Linked DNA regions of Homo sapiens: region 1 is linked to region 2. A link is an interaction called in ENCODE POLR2A ChIA-PET data of the cell type or tissue named here. Cell type or tissue: PC-9. All regions are shown on one strand. Region 1 overlaps LOC107985869 (a long non-coding RNA gene). Region 2 has its middle 19 kb from the start of ATL2.

Region 1 (4,000 bases), 610 kb after region 2:
AGGGCCGCACTGCTCCATTGAGCAGGTGTCCAGGCAGGAATAGAGATTCTGGTTAGAGTGGGTGGAAGTAGACCGGGCTCTAAGGCCATAGAAATATGTCTGTGTGACAGATTGGGCCACTCGTCCCCCACCCTCTGCAGTGTTGTACACAATAGCTTCCACATTATCCTAAACACAGACCACAACTCATCCACTGAGCAGTTTTTGCTGCTACAATCCTCAATCTCCTGAAAAATCAAAATACACTCTCTGATCTTGGCACGAACGCTTGCTCTCACTTGTGGGCCTTTTCCATGGACTTTTATGTCTCTGTTTATTTTGTGTTTCATGAGTGGCTCATGCCTTTAAAGGAAATGCACTAACCTTGGCCTGTCATTATGGTCCTGTGCTCGCCCCGCTCCTGGGATGGGTGAGCCTGGGCTTTTAATTTGCTGTGATGGGAGATAATTGTTGCTTGAGTTTCCACCTCTGAAAATAAACCGGGGTGGTGCTTCCCGGCTGGAAATCCACAGAAGCAAGCTCACCCCTGGGGCCTGTGCCAGGGGAGGCTTAAGCCATCGCTGGAGTGACTGATCTTAACATCCCTCACTCCTTTCCTTTTCTGGATTTCAAAACATACAATTAGTGTTTTCTTTAAGAGCCCAAGATGGCAAAGTTACGAAAGTTCGGGAGACTTTTCGATATTGTATGCAAGAATTCTAGAGGTGGGACTCCGGGAGACCAGTAACACATTTGATGGTGGAAGCTCTGTTATTCCAGGTCACTGTGTGAGGCGAGGTGGAGTGGAGCCCCCAGCCAACCGGCACTGAACATTTAGTGAGATTGAGAAGTAAGCTCATTGTTAGCTACTAAGATTTGGGAGTTGTTTGTTGCCACAGCATAAACTAGCCTACCCTGACTATAAAAATACATGAAGCACTTAGCATAGTCCCTAGAGCATCACAGCCTCATAATAAGTGATAACTCTTATTTTGATAGAGCTGTCTTGAAGCAATCACACAGAGTCTAGCACAGTTCTGAGCAAATGCTTGTATACTTTTTTACAATGACAGAGGATGAGTTCAAAGTCAGCAGAGGCTATCAGAACCCAGGAAAATACTGGGCCCAAGAGAAACGAAACCCTTTCCAGAAATGGGAGAGAGAGGACTGCTATTTGCCCCCACGTGTACAGTCAAGTCATCATATGCTCCAGTTTTCACTAACTAGAAACTTGTTCCCATTTTACTCTCAGTGAAGTTATTTCTGAGGCCTGAGTCTGATGCATTCTCAGCTCAGAATATCAGGTAACAGAAGCTAGATACCTGATCCTCAAATTTGTCATTAATTACTTAGTGCAGAAACCAAGGTGTCATAAGGGTATTTTTTTTTTTTTTATTTCGCTCAGTAAGTTATAAAACTCTAAGAACCTCAGTTACATTAGCGTAAAGGCAGCCGCAGTTGAAGAAGCTGACCATTTTTTCCAGGGCAGTATTTAGTGCCAAAAGGAGTTTATTACATTTATTACAAATAAGAAGAGGCAGTGCAGGTAGAAGTTAAGAGTGTGGCCTTGGGTGCCCACCCACAAGATGTAGGCTTACATTCTAATTCCTTAACTACAAGGTGGTATGGGTTTAAGAACTTAGAGCTATTCTTTATGCACGGGGATCACTCAGTAAATAATAAGCCTCATTATACACACTGAATTGGTTGATGATTTTTAACATTTATATTATTGTTTTAGTCATTTATTTATTCAAAAAATATTTGCTTCAAACTTTCTCAGTGCCACTACCTCACTTAATCTTCTCAGTGACTCTATAAGATCAGGAAAATTGCTCTCACTTTATAAGTAATTAAATAGAGGCACAGAGACAGTAATCTTAAGACCACATAGCCAGTTAAATGGAAGAGCTGAGTTTAAACCCAGATCTTAAATAGGAAAATCCTACAAAGTCTTAGTTCATTGGGAAGTAGATCTTGTGAGTAAATTCAAAAATCTTCACAGCTTCTAAAAAGGGGGAAGAGATTGTTCTAATACCACCCAGCCCACTCTGAGGTCCAGTTTGTATGTGATAGGGATATTTAATATAGAAAGGTATGTTGACAAGGGCGTGAGTCATCTCCTGAAGATAAATACCATCTGTGCATGGAACATGTGGTTAAATAAGGGAAATGCCTGTCAATAAAGAGTGGCCATCTCCCCTGAAAGCCGTGCAGACCCAACACGGTAGCCAAGGGCCACTATTCATTGCTCTCTCACCCGAGAGGTCTCTTGAAGAAGGATGCAGAGTTGGACCTCGAAATCAGTCATTCAACACACGTCTAAATATTTTCTAGCAAGGTAAACACTCTCTCAGGCATCTTACCTTCATATAGCTTCATTGCATGATAAAGTGATTCTATCTCAGGAAAAAAAAAATCATGGATAAAAAGAGAGACTTGCATGTTTAGACTCTTGTCATTAACAATGCACACAAAGAGCTACTGTGATCACCGGTGTTACCTGGACCAAAAAGGGGTAAAGAGGGCTGAAGTGTTTTATGAGTTAGCCCATTCCTTGATAACTTCAGCTTTTAAGTTTTGCCAGCTGCTGCCAAGCTGGAAAATTAGATGCATTGTATTTCATTATGTTTCATTCATTAATTCAACCAATGTTGCTTGGGCACCCTCTAATGAACTTAATGAGTGTGGCCAGGTTGTGTGAGTAAGGCAAAGATGAATTCCCTGCCCTGGGGAGCTTGCAGTCTGGTAGGAGACAGAAGTACCCCAAACGAAGGTTCTAGAAAAGCAGGGCCAAACACAAAGTACTAGCTGCTGTCCAGGAGTGGAGTGGAGTCTGGACCGGAAGATGATGACAGTATTTGAGTCAGGTTTTACCAAAATACTTGTATTACTGGTAAGCTCAGTGTGCATTCTCTGGCTAAGCCCTGAGAGGTAGGGAACTGGAGTCCTGTGAAAGAACCTGCTTCCCTGCCACTGGGGCCCTGCACCTCCCTGGTCTCTAGCAGATGCTGCCTCTCCATTCAGCACAGAAATGGGAAGCCTACCCCTCTCCACCAGATCTCACAAGACCCCTCATCAGTAGGGCCCCTTCAGCCTCTGACTCACCCATTCCAGTGCTCAGTCTGAGGTGCCTGTGGGAAGAAAAGACCCATGGCTGGGTGGGTGCCTATCCTCTCTCTCTAGACTCAACACCACCTGCCTAAGCACAGACTCTTCCTTGATCTAAAACAAAAAGCCCCCATGTACATCCATTCTTTGAAACAATGCCTGGGGCTAGGGAAATGATCTCCCCTAGAGTGACTGTAATTCATCATTCCAAACTGAGAAACTGTAGAGAGTGGCAAATGCAAGCCGGAAGGGACTCTAGAACCATAGTCCTAAGCCAGGACCATCCCAGGAAAACAGATCTTGCAACCATTCTTGTTCCCAATTACATCCAGTCTCTGCTGGCCCTGCCACAGGCTCTGGGGACTCAGTGCTTTATGGGTGCTGCATTTACATTTGCTGGCCAAGAGATGCAAAATAAAACCATGGTCAAATTTCAATTGCCTGCCTGGAAATATAAGACCAGTACCCAGGAAGTGGAATAAAGAGCTGGTTTAGGGGTTTGAACTTCCACCAAATTGACTCAACCACCATGTAACCGGAGGCCCCAGTTTTTGGGACATAGCTGTCTATAGTCTGATTGGTGGCATTTTTCAGGCAGAATAAGGAAATTATATCAGTCAAGAATGCATTTGTCCTAATTTGTACTGATTTGCTGCTGCCCGTTCAAAGGATCTTATTTAAGACCAGAGTAATTTGTTTTCTGTGCTGCCTTGAACAAAACTCCTCCCTGCACTTGAGCGTATAATATTTGTAGACATTTGTCTTCAGGCTAGTGCAGTAATCTTCCTTGTATGCAACTGGGTTTTCTCTGAAAAGACAGTTGTTTAAAGTTCAGCCCAACGTTTATTGACTTTTTTTGTGCTTGTATCTACAGAGAAATCATAGTCACTGGTTTGAACGGACTAATCAA
Region 2 (4,000 bases):
AGCTAGACACAAAAGTTCTCCAAGTCCCCACTAGATTAGCTAGATACAGAGCACTGATTGGTGCATTTACAAACCTTGAGCTAGATACAGATTGCTGATTGGTGTATTTACAATCCCTTAGCTAGACATAAAGGTTCTCTAAGTCCCCACTAGACTCTGGAGTCCAGCTGGCTTCACCAAGTGGATCCCACACCAGGGTTGCAGGTGGGGCTGCCTGCCAGTCCTGCACCTTGCGTCCGCACTCCTCAGCCCTTGGGCGGTGGATGGGACCTGGTGCCATGGAGGAGGGGGCGGTGCTCGTCGGGGAGGCTCGGGCGGCGCAGGAGCCCATGGCGGCAGGGGGAGGCTCAGGCATGGCGGGCTGCAGGTCCCCAGCCCTGCCCTGTGGGGAGGCAGCTAAGGCTTGGTGAGAAATCGAGCACGGGGGACCCAGCACACCCTCTGCAGCTGCTGGCCCAGGTGCTAAGCCCCTCACTGCTCGGGCAGGCATGGTCTGCCAAGCCCATGCCCACCCGGAACTCGCGCTGGCCTGCAAGTGCCACATGCAGCCCCAGTTCCCGCCCGCACCTCTCCCTCCACACCTCCCCGCAAGCTGAGGGAGCCGGCTCCGGCCTCGGCCAGCCCAGAAAGGGGCTTCCACAGTGCAGCGGCGGGTTGAAGGGCTCCTCAAGCGTGGCCAGAGTGGGCGCTGAAGCCGAGGAGGCGCTGAGAGTGAGCGAGGGCTGTGAGGGCTGCCAGCACACTGTCACCTCTCACCAGCACTTTGGGAGACTGAGACAGGCGGATCACCTGAGATCAGGAGTTTGAGACCAGCCTGGCCAATATGGCCAAACCTTGTCTCTACTAAAAATACAAAAATTAGCCAGGCGCAGTGGCAGTCACCTGTAATCCCAGCTACTCAGGAGGCTGAGGCAGGAGAATCGCCTGAACCCGGGAGACGGAGGTTGCAGTGAGCTGAGATCATGCCACTGCACTACAGCCTGGACCACAGAGCCAGACTCTGTCTCAAAAAAAAAAGAAAAAAGGCCAGGCACGGTGGTTCACACCTGTAATCCCAACACTTTGAGAGGCCAAGGCGGGCAGATCACGAGGTCAGGAGTTTGAGACAAGCCTGGCCAACATGGTGAAAACCCATCTCTACTAAAAATGCAAAAATTAGCCAGGTGTGGTGGGCACCTGTAATCCTAGCTACTCGGAAGGCTGAGACAGGAGAATCGTTTGAACCCAGGAGGTGGAGGTTGCAGTGAGCTGAGATCGTGCCACTGCACTCCAGCCTGGGCAACAGAGCAAGACTCCACCTCAAAAAAAAAAAAAAAAAAAAAAGATGGTTTTTAATGGTCATAATCATGACATGGGGATTAAAGAAGGAAGAAAATTGGACCTTGAGAAACATATAGAGAGAGCTAATAAAACAGAGTCTATCTGAACCAGTTTTCAGAATCCATTTGGGACAGGCATATCAAAATAGGATGTGTGTGTGTCTGTGGGTAGAGGATGGTAGAAGAAATACATTCCTGAAAAGAATATTGTGGTAAGATCCCTGTAAGCATGTCAGCTAGTAATTGTATACTGTCACTAATGGGAACAGGCTTGTTCTGCAAGCTGAAATCATGATCAGCAGGTAATCAGATCTAGCGCTCCGGGGCTTCCCATGACTCAGTGACTGTTGTACACTAGAAACAAGGGGATGTTTTATTCTCTACTCTTCTGCTATCAGGGTTGGCCAGCTTCCCAAGGTTTGTGGGGAGAGGGAGGAGGGCTGTGAGGTTCAGGGTGTTTTTTTCTTTGGAGATGGGACTCATGTCTCTGATCTCCTGAAATCCCTCATCAATGTATTTGCTTTTCATTCTCTGAACTGGCTATAACTTTTTTTTTTTTTTTTGGAGACAGAATCTCGCTCTGTTGCCCAGGTTGGAGTGCAGTGGTGTGATCTTGGCTCACTGCAACCTCTGCCTCCTGGGTTCAAGCAATTCTCCTGCCTCAGCCTCCCAAGTAGCTGGGATTACAGGTGTGTGTCACCACATATGGCGATTTTTTTTTTTTTTTGAGTTGGAGTCCCGCTCTGTTGCCCAGGCTGGAGTGCAGTGGCATGATAGTGGCTCACTGCAACCTCCACCTCCCGGGTTCAAGCAATTCTCTTGTCTCAGCCTCCTGAGTAACTGGGACTACAGGTGCCTGCCACCACACCTGGCTAATTTTTGTACTTGTAATAGAGATGGGGTTTCACTGTATTGGTCAGGCTGGTGTCAAAACTCTTGACCTTAGCTGATCCTCCCGCCTTGGCATCCCAAAGTGCTGGGATTACAGACGTGAACCACCGCACCCAGCCAGTTAATATTTGTATTGTTAGTAGAGATGGGATTTTCACCATGTTGCCTAGGCTAGCCTCTAACTCCTGGCCTCAACTGATCCACCCTCCTCGGCTTCCCAAAGTGCTGGGATTGCAAGCATGAGCCACCAAGCCTGGCCAACTTGCGTTTTTGTTTTTGTTTTTTTTAACTCTTACTTTAGGTTCAGGGTTACATGAGCAGGTTTGTTATATAGGTTAATTGCATGTCACTGGGGTTTGGTCTACAGATTATTTCATCATCCAGGTAATAAGCATAGTGCCAGATAGGTAGTTTTTCCCACCATCCTCTTCCCACCATCCATCCTCAAGTCGGCCTGAGTGTCTGTTGTTCCCTTCTTTGTGTCCATGTGTACTTGATGTTTAGCTCCCATTTATAAGTGAGAACACGCAGGACTTGGTTTCTGTTCCAGTGTTAGTTCACTAAGGATAATGGCCTCCGGCTTCATTCATGTCCCTGCGAAGGACATGATCTCATTCTTTTTATGGCTGCATTTTTTGACTTTTTAATGATACCCATTGTGACTGGTGTGAGATGGTATCTCATTGTGGTTTTGATTTGCATTTCTCTAGTGATTAGTAACGTTGAGCATTTTGTGGCTTGTTGGCCACATGTATGTCTTTTTTTGAAAAGTGTCTGTTCTTGTCCTGTGCTCACTTTTTAATGGAGTTGTTTGTTTTTTGCTTGTAAATTTAAGTTCCTTATAGATTCTGGTTATTAGACCTTTGTCACGAGTATAGTTTGCAAATAGTTTCTCCCATTCTGTAGGTTGTCTGTTTACTACTCTGTTGATAGTTTCTTTTGCTGTGTGGAAACTTTAGTTCAATTAGGTTCCATTTATGAATTTTTGTTTTTGTTGCAGTTGTTTTTGGCATTTTTGTCATGAAATCTTTGCCCAGTCCTATGTCCAGAATGGTATTTCCTAGGTTATCTTCCAAGGTTTTTATGGTTTTAGGTTTTATGTTTAAATCTTTAATTGGTCTTGAGTTGATTTTTATATATGGTGTAAGGAAGGGGTCCAGTTTCAATCTTCCACATATAGCTAGCCAGTTATCCTGGAACCGTTTATTGAATAGGGAGTCCTTTCCCCATTGCTTGTTTTTGTCAACTCTGTCAAAGATCAGATGGTTGTAGGAGTGTGGCATTATTTCTGGGCTTTCTATTCTGTTCCATTGGTCTATGTGTCTGTTTTGGTACTGCTACCGTGCTGTTTTGGTTACTATACTGGCTATGACTCTTGAGTTAGGTCCATTAGGTAACTCCATGGGCATTTTTGATTAGGTAGCCAGGGGCCATGAGTTCAAATGCTTGAGATGGGCCAGGCAGATAGCACAAGTGTGAAATGGAGTCTGTGGCAAGTTGGAGAATCTATTTCTGATCAAAGGGGGACCCACTAGTCAGCTTCAGACAGTGGTCACTATATAAGTAGACTGGCTCCGGTGGTCAGATCTTCAGATAGTTTTTTAAACCAGAAATCTACTTTTTTTTTTTTTTTTTTTTTGAGGCAGTGTCTTGGTTTGTTGCCTAGGCTAAAATGCAGTGGCACGATGATGGCTCACTGCAGTGTTGACATCCTGGGCTTAGCAATCCACCCACCCTCAGCCTCCCAGGTAGCTAGGACTATAGCCATGTACCACTACACCCAGGTAATT

The links. ChIA-PET counts read pairs that join two places held together with the same protein. Peaks named below come from ENCODE experiments on the same cell type or tissue, not always from the same donor. Only the 100,000 strongest peaks of a DNase experiment are listed, where the experiment ranks them.
Region 1: POLR2A ChIA-PET joins it to region 2 with 5 read pairs; 1 of 35 experiments calls an interaction of 5 or more read pairs at or near these places.

The regions. Positions count from the first base shown.
Region 1 is chr2:37,779,322-37,783,321 of GRCh38, reverse strand. All of the region lies in intron 2 of LOC107985869 (a long non-coding RNA gene), which reads right to left. Among named protein-coding and RNA genes, the nearest start is that of PIRAT1, 95 kb to the left of the region's middle. In PC-9, no CTCF peak of the experiment used is centred here; a DNase peak (open chromatin) is centred at 2,091.
Region 2 is chr2:38,393,884-38,397,883 of GRCh38, reverse strand. No RefSeq gene overlaps it. Among named protein-coding and RNA genes, the nearest start is that of ATL2, 19 kb to the right of the region's middle. RefSeq lists an enhancer at 394-894 and a silencer at 2,791-2,991. In PC-9, no CTCF peak of the experiment used is centred here; DNase peaks (open chromatin) are centred at 1,633 and 2,863; H3K27ac peaks cover 2,440 bases.